Regions from separate parts of the Homo sapiens genome. Here region 1 is linked to region 2. Evidence: read pairs that join two places in POLR2A ChIA-PET (ENCODE). Cell type or tissue: MCF 10A. All regions are shown on one strand.

Region 1 (4,000 bases), 74 kb after region 2:
TGTAGTTTATTGTAGTTAACAAAAAATGGAATCAGGTTGTACAAATAGTTTCAAACCTGAGTTTTGATTTGGTATGCTAATGAGCATTTTCCTAGTGTATGCATACTGTAATCGTTACATTAAAATCCACAGTATAGGGCAGGCATGGTGGCTTATGCCTGTAATCCTAGCACTGTGGGAGGCCAAGGCGGGCCAATCACCTGAGGTCAGGAGTTCGAGACCAGCCTGACCAACATAGTGAAACCCCATTTCTACTAAATACAAAAAAAAATTAGCCAGGTATGGTGGCGGGTGGCTATAATCCCAGCTACTTGGGAGGCTGAGGCAGGAGAATTGCTTGAACCTGGGAGGTGGAGGTTGCAGTGAGCCGAGATCGTGCCACTGCACTCCAGTCTGGGTGACAGACTGAGACTGTGTCTCAATTAAAAAACCAAAAAGTGGCTGGACACACTGGCTCATGTCTGTAATCCCAGCACTTTGGGAGGTTGAGGTGAGCGGATCATCTGAGGTCAGGAGTTCGAGACCAGCCTGGCCAACATGGTGAAACCCGTCTCTACTAAAAGTACAAAAATTAGTCGGGTGTGGTGGCGGGCGCCTGTAATCCTAGCTACTCAGGAGGCTGAGGCAGGAGAATCGCTTGAACCCGGGAGGTGGAGGTTGTAGTGAGCTGAGATCACGCCACTGCACTCCAGCCTGGGCGAGAGAGCGAGACTCCCTCTTAAATAAATAAATAAATAAATAAATAAAATAAGAGAGAGAGAGAGATCCTCCCACCTAAGCCTCTCAAAGTGCTGGGATTACAGGCGTGAGCCACTGTGCCCAGCCTACATAAGATTTTTTTCATATATCAGATTATTTTCTTTCCCTGGATTCCCTGATGCAGGATTTTTGGGGTGAAAGGCACTTGGTACATGTTGCCAAATTGCTTTACTGCAGAGTTACACCAGCTCCATGCCATCCGTAGTTCATGAGCACATGTGGGGTGTTCCAGGAAAATAGGGACTCACTTGGCTTGGCAGGAGCAGAGTAGGGAGAAGGAGATTAAGGCTACTTCGCAGAGGAAGTGGATACCATGCTAAGGAATTTGGAAGCTTATTCTAGATCAGGGTGTACAGCTTTTTCTATAAAGACCCAGATAGTAAGTATTTTAGGCTTTTGCTTGTTACAAAGTGCAGGTCATACAGAGGAACCTCCTTGTCTCTGTCATTGTCATGTGAAAGTAGCCATAGACAATACAAAAAGAATAGCTGTGGCCATGTGCCAATAAAACTTTATTTGCAAAAACAGAAAGTGGGCTGGGCATGGTGGCTCACACCTGTAATCCAGCACTTTGGGAGGCCCAGGAGGGTGGCTCACCTGAAGACAAGAGTTCAAGACCAGCCTGGCCAACATGGTGAAACCCTGTCTCTACTAAAAATACAAGAAAATTAGCCGGGCATGGTGGTGGGTGCCTATAATCTGAGCTACTCAGGAGGCTGAGGCAGGAGAATCATTTGAACCCAGGAGGTGGAGGTTGCAGTGAGCCGAGATCGTGCCATTGCACTCCAGCCTGGGTGACAAGAGTGAAACTCCGTCTCAAAAAAAAAAAAAAAAACAGAACGTGAACAGAGTTTGGTCCTCAGACCGTAGTTTCTAATTCTTGTTCTAGGATGGCTTTTAAACTATTTTGGATTCCAATCCACAGTAAGAAATGTATTTTATATCATGAGCCAGTATATACACACATGTATGCATGTGCATGTTAAACTGAAACAAAAGTTTTATTTAAAAAAAAAATAAAACGAAGCCACCACTAGCTTCTCTAACAGCGTGTGATAAGCTTTTGTATTTTCTACTCTGTGCTGTTTTTGGTACTGTTGTTTTGTTTTGGTTTCGTTTGGTTTTGGTTTTAAGATGCTACTTGCAACCCACCAGCTTGATTTCATGATCCACTAATGGAACATGATCTACAGTTTGAAAAAATACTAAAAGTCAATGGGGAGATCCTTGAAAGTTTTCTGAGTGGAAAAGTGACCTAATCCCTGAATAAGTTTAGGAAGTGGACATTGCTGCATGTGGTTTATATAGGTGCCCCAAAGATAATGAGAACTGTGGTATCAGTATTAGAGTCACTACTTCCTGTACTTTGATCATGGAAAATCAAAAGCTCAGAGCTATGTGTCGTTTGCCGTCTTCCATTTTCTCCTGAGTTGGAAATTCTGTTTTGTGCTTGGTTACCGGATTGGTTCTTCCAGTCATTGCACACAGGTGCTTATTCCCTTCCACTGCTGCTCAGGTTATGTGAAATTACCTCCAGAGAAATTTGCACCTAAGAAACAGGGCGATGGTGGTAAGGACCTCCCCACGGAAGCAAAGAAGCTGCAGCTGAATTCTGCAGAGGAGCTCTATGCTGAGATCCGAGATAAGAACTTCAACGCAGTTGGCTCTGTGCTCAGCAAGAAAGCAAAGATCATCTCTGCAGCATTCGAGGTGAGGCAAGTTTTGGGTGTCATTCTGCAACTCTAGGCCTCAGGTAGATGCCCACCCCTGAGGGGAATAAGAGCTCCAAAAATATGTAGCCATTAAACCAGGCTTCAATGCAACTTTTCTCATCTTCAGTAACTGCAGATTCAGTATTGGAAGATCCGAGGTTTTCATTTTAAACTTTCTCAGACCCGCGTTGCGTAAAGTTCTTTTTGTGTGGAGGGTAGGTGGAGGCGCAAGTGTGTGCAGTTTACAGACTTCCATCATAAACATTTGCTTTATCGTCTTAAATTATTTCCTACCTTGCCTAAGAGGAAGCCATCTGTACTACAAATAAAGAATCCTCTATAATAGAACTTGTGGTTCATGCTGAAAACTCAAGTTTAGCCAGTGTGACTGCGGCAGGGGAAGTCAGCACGTGTGGCAGGTGATAATGAGACTGAAATCCCCAGCAACCCCGAGCTTTGAAATTGGTGGCTTCATTATCACCTTCCTGCCTCCTCTTGCCCGTTCACTAGTTTATTCTTGCTCAGGCTCCTTTTTGAAACATGGGAATTCAACAAGATCATAAAGTCTGAATATTTCAACTTTGGAAACATAAATGGGAAGTTTTTGAAAATGAATTTTTCACTGAGTATGTAGTTCTAGATTTTTTTTTGACAGGGTCTCGCTTTGTCTCCCAGGATGGGTGTAGTGGTACAATCATGGCTTACTGAGCTGCTACCTCCCAGGCTCAAGCAATCCTCCCACCTCAGCCTCCCGAGTAGCTGGGACCACAGGCACATGCCATCATGCCTGGCAGAGTTTTTTGTTGTTTTTTTTTCTGTAGAGATGGGGACTTCCTGCGTTGCCCAGGCTGGCTTGGAACTAGGCCATGTAATTCCAGATTTTATCTTTCTCAGGAATTATGTTCATTAATTGATTTTCATATTTCTGAAGTTACTTTTGGTTTAAGTTATTAAATTTTGCCAAAAAATATTATCATCACCAAGCTATGTTCGCTTTGTTCATAGACTATACTCAAGACTAAGGTTCAGGCCAGGCACAGTGGCTCACGCCTGTCATCCCGGCACTGTCGGAGGCTGAGGCAGGAGGATCGCTTGAGCCCAGAAGTCCTAGACCAGCCTGGGCAACACAGCAAGACACTGTCTCTACAAAACTTTTTTTTTTTTTAACTAGCTGGGCAGTGGCGTGTGCCTGTAATCCCAGCTCCTTGGGAGGCTGAGGTAGGAGCCTAGGAGGCGGAGGCTGCAGTGAGCTGTGATGACACCACTGCACTCCAGCCTGGGCGACAGAGACCCTGTCTCAACATCAAATAAAAGACTGAGGGTCAACAGAAAAAATGGATTTTTTTCTGTTACACAGGAAACTTTTCCTCTTTATGGTACCCTCTAAACATAATTTTTTGTCTTAGTTTTTTACTCAGAAATTTGTATGGTTTATATAGTACTATCTTTCACCAATACTCAGATGTCCACAAAATACTGACACAGTGTTTAAGCTGGTACATTGGAAGACAGACTCTGAGGCATTTGCT
Region 2 (4,000 bases):
TAGCCCGGTGTGGTGATGTGGGCCTGTAGTTCCAGCTACTCAGGAGGCTGAGGCAGGAGAATCACTTGAACCAGGGAGGCGGAGGTTGCAGTGAGCTGAGATTGCACCACTGCGCTCCAGCCTGGTGACAGAATGAGACTGCCTAAAAAAAAAAAAAAGAGTCTCGCTCTGTCACCCAGGTTGGAGTACAGTGGTGTGACCTTGGCTCACTGCAACCTCTGCCTCCCGGGTTCAAGCGATTCTCCTGCCTCACCCTCTTGAGTAGCTGGGACTACAGGTGCGTGCTGCCACACCCGGCTAAGCTTTGTATTTTTAGTAGGGACTGGGTTTCACCATATTGACTCCTGACCTTGTGATCTGCCTGCCTCGGCCTCCCAAAGTGCTAGGATTACAGGCATGAGCCACTGCGCCTGGCCTGTTAATTAATTTATTTTTTTAGAGGTGGGAATCTTGCTGTGTTTCCCAGGCTACTTTCCACCTCCTGGGCTCAAGCAATCCTCCCGTCTCAGCTCCCTGAGTAGCTGGGACTGTAGGCACATGCTACCATGCCTAGCTATATTTTCATTTATTTTTATGGTTATTTTTACATCTAACTTTTTTTTTTTTTTTTGAGACGGAGTCTCGCTGTGTCGCCAGGCTGGAGTGCAGTGGCGCAATCTCAGCTCACTGCAACCTCCGCCTCCCAGGTTCACACCATTCTCCTGCCCCACCTCCCAAGTAGCTACAGGCACCCGCCACCACGGCCAGCTAGTTTTTTGTATTTTTATTAGAGACGGGGTTTCACTATGTTGGCCAGGATGGTCTCAATATCTTGACCTCGTGATCCGCCTGCCTCGGCCTCCCAAAGTGCTGGGATTACAGGCGTGAGCCACTGCGCCCGGCCTATATCTAACTTTTTATAATTAATTTTGATAGTTAACAGCTAAGAATTTGTCTCCATATGCATCTTTTTATTCACAGCCGTGTTTTTATTCATTACCCACAACTTGCATTAAATGCTTCTCGTTAAACACTTGAGCCTTATGTTAGAAGTGCCCAAATAATTTTTATATTTATTTGAAAAATTCTCAGCCTAAATTTGAGTGACTTTGAAAGCCCCAGATTTGAAATAGCAAGGATGGTATTTTAAACTTATAATAATAAATATGATTCCAAGAAATTCAGCTATATAAGGATGTTATTCATTGTTACCTCCGAACGGTCTCTCAAACATAAGTCAGAATGAAGGGAGCATGCTTGCCAGTGTCATTTGGAACTTTCACTGGAAGATGTATGTTTACATGCAAATTGCATAACAATTGACATTGAAAAATGGCAGGAAAGGGTCTGCATATTCTACTTCAGAGTAAAGACCTTTCCTGTCCTGGTCCGTCTGTTTCAGCACTGGATTGTGACTGATTCACCCTCTCTGTGTGCCTCCCTTACCCACACAGACACTGAGTGCTGCCTGAACAGCACAGCCCGATCCTCACCTAACGGTGTTGGCGAGGGCTGTCCTCATTTCTCACAGTGTTTCCTTGTATTTAGGCTGCTCAAACAGCGGAAGATGCCATGCAGATAATGGAACAGATGACCAAAGAGAAGACTGAGACTCTGGCCTCCTTGGAGGACACCAAGCAAACAAATGCAAAACTACAGAATGAAGTAATCAGATTTAAATAGCTTTTTATACAAAGAACAGCTTACCAACTTGGTAGAATGTTTGGTCACTGACTCAGGATTGCTTATGTTTTTGAAGTGTGTGACTTTACACAGGTTTGAAATGCATGCCAGAGCCACGATAATCTTAAATAAAGTGTATCACTTCATTACTTATTAGGATCAACTTTACAAATTGAGGAAAAAATCCTAATAGTGTGGCTAAGGTGACTGTTTACTGATGGCACTAGTGAGAGGAGGTACTGATGGCCTGCTCTAGCTTTTGTATCCTTGATCTTACATCACACACATTGTTTTTTCTCTTCTCTTTCCCAACTTTGAGCCACTAAGTTTTCTTCCTCAGCCCTGAGTCTGATGTAGGCCTTTTCTTGGCCCAATTCAGTACTGATTTCCTTTTGTGTCATCTTGAATGAGTCACTTTTGGAGCAGGGACAAATATGTGGCGTCAAGATATTTTGATTCTGTCCACAAGTAGCATTTCTCCTTCTGTGGCATTTCTCCTCCTCTTTGGATTTCCCTGCTCCCACCCTCCTAGCTCATACCAACCCTTTCTTCATTTGGAAAGCTGTTATCTAAATCCTAAGCCGACTGAGGCACCAAAATGGTTATGTGAAGTCCTGTGGAACTTCAGATGCTTTTTTGTTGTTGTTGCTTTTTTTGTTTTGTTTTGTTGTTGTTGTTTTGAGATGGAGTCTTGCTCTTGTTGCCCAGGCTGTTGTGCAATGGCATGATCTCGGCTCACTGCAACCTCCACCTCCTGGGTTCAAGTGATTCTCCTGCCTCAGCCTCCCGAGTAGCTGGGATTACAGGTGCCCACTACCACGCCTGGCTAATTTTTGTATTTTAAGTAGGGACGGAGTTTTGCCATGTTGGCCAGGCTGTTCTGGAACTCCTGACCTCGTGATCCTCCCACCTTGGCCTCCCAAAGGGCTGGGATTACAGGCATGAGCCACCACGCCCAGCCCAGATACTTTTAAAAGTAATAGGCAGGTAAGACATTAAGGAAGGAAAGCAAGGGGGAGGCAGTGGCCAAACTGAGGAGCCACTGTAAAGACCAGGCCTCCTCATTGTGGAGGTCAAGGATCAACTTTTCAAAGGAGATGAACATTTGGAGGTAATGATATGATAAATAACAACACTTCACATAGAAGGAAGTACATTTATAGAACTGACAATCCTAAGAGAAGATGACTTAAACTAAAAGTATAAAAGCATTAAAAAATCATAGCTGTTAATCAAAATTAGAAGCTGAAGTAAATGAGAGGATTTTAGGGAATGTGTCTAACCTGCAGCAGTGGAACCAGGGGGAACTGTGTCGTTCTATAACAGATCCCTTGGTGTCTTTGTTATAGCCAGAATTCAGGGTTGGATGAACCATATTTTCGGACCCATTGTGATATTTTATTTTTCTTGTTCTGTTAATCTGGAATGTTAGGTGTTAAAAGGAAGATGGTAGTTGTAAAACTAGCAAGACATTTTCTAGGACTCCTGACTGGTGGCATGTGGCATGGCAAAAGGAGATAGCTCCCTTTTCTGGCTGTAGGAGACAACTTCTCAAGGCCCAGAAAGCCAGCATGGCCCCAGGAGCCACCTTGAGGAATGGAGGCCCACATGAGCTACCATCCTTGGTGGTGGCTCTGCACCTAGAGCTCCAACCACCTGCCACAGCCTATGATCAGTCATATCCCCACTCATCCCAGTGACAGCTCTGGCTTTCCACCAAGAGCCAGGCCCTCAGCTGGCTGCATCCCCGTGGGCCAATGATGGAGCCAGGTGGGTGTAAGTGCCCTTCAGTCCCACGACATGGCTTTTTCCTCTTCAGGTTCAAGTTCAGATGGGTAACTAAATTTTTTTCCAGTCTACAAATAATTTTGATTCAAATAAATAATTTTTGTAATGAGGACTATGTAAATCTGGTACTGACATTGAAAAATATCGTATCCTAAATCACTAATCTTTGGGGAAAGAAAAGGGTTTCTTTTCATTACAAAGAATAATCCTTGCTGATGTCATTGCTTTGCATTTTATTTCTTGTTTTTAATCATATTTGAATAGCAAGTTCAGTGATAAGTGCTGATAATTGTACACAAGATAAAAGAAAACTTTACTTCTGTGTAGCAATCTAGTTTGACCTTTTGGCCAGGTGTACAGGATATATATATATCAGACTAAATGTAAGGAGGAGGTTTGCAGTTTGTAATAGACTTGTCATCTGTAATCTCTTCACCCAGGAGACTTTTTTTTTTTGCGAGTGACTAATTTCATCTGTCTTTTCAGTACACATTTTCATGAATAATTTGTTCATTCATGTCACTGGAAAATGAAATAATTTCATCAAGTT

What was found. ChIA-PET counts read pairs that join two places held together with the same protein. Peaks named below come from ENCODE experiments on the same cell type or tissue, not always from the same donor. Only the 100,000 strongest peaks of a DNase experiment are listed, where the experiment ranks them.
Region 1: POLR2A ChIA-PET joins it to region 2 with 5 read pairs; 2 of 35 experiments call an interaction of 5 or more read pairs at or near these places.

Annotation. Positions count from the first base shown.
Region 1 is chr12:122,243,038-122,247,037 of GRCh38, reverse strand. VPS33A (VPS33A core subunit of CORVET and HOPS complexes) reads left to right here. Exons shown (of 13, transcript NM_022916.6): 7 at 2,276-2,469. Among named protein-coding and RNA genes, the nearest start is that of DIABLO, 19 kb to the right of the region's middle. In MCF 10A, no CTCF peak of the experiment used is centred here; no DNase peak of the experiment used is centred here.
Region 2 is chr12:122,316,876-122,320,875 of GRCh38, reverse strand. CLIP1 (CAP-Gly domain containing linker protein 1) reads left to right here. Exons shown (of 26, transcript NM_001247997.2): 18 at 1,528-1,644. Among named protein-coding and RNA genes, the nearest start is that of VPS33A, 52 kb to the right of the region's middle. In MCF 10A, no CTCF peak of the experiment used is centred here; a DNase peak (open chromatin) is centred at 2,045.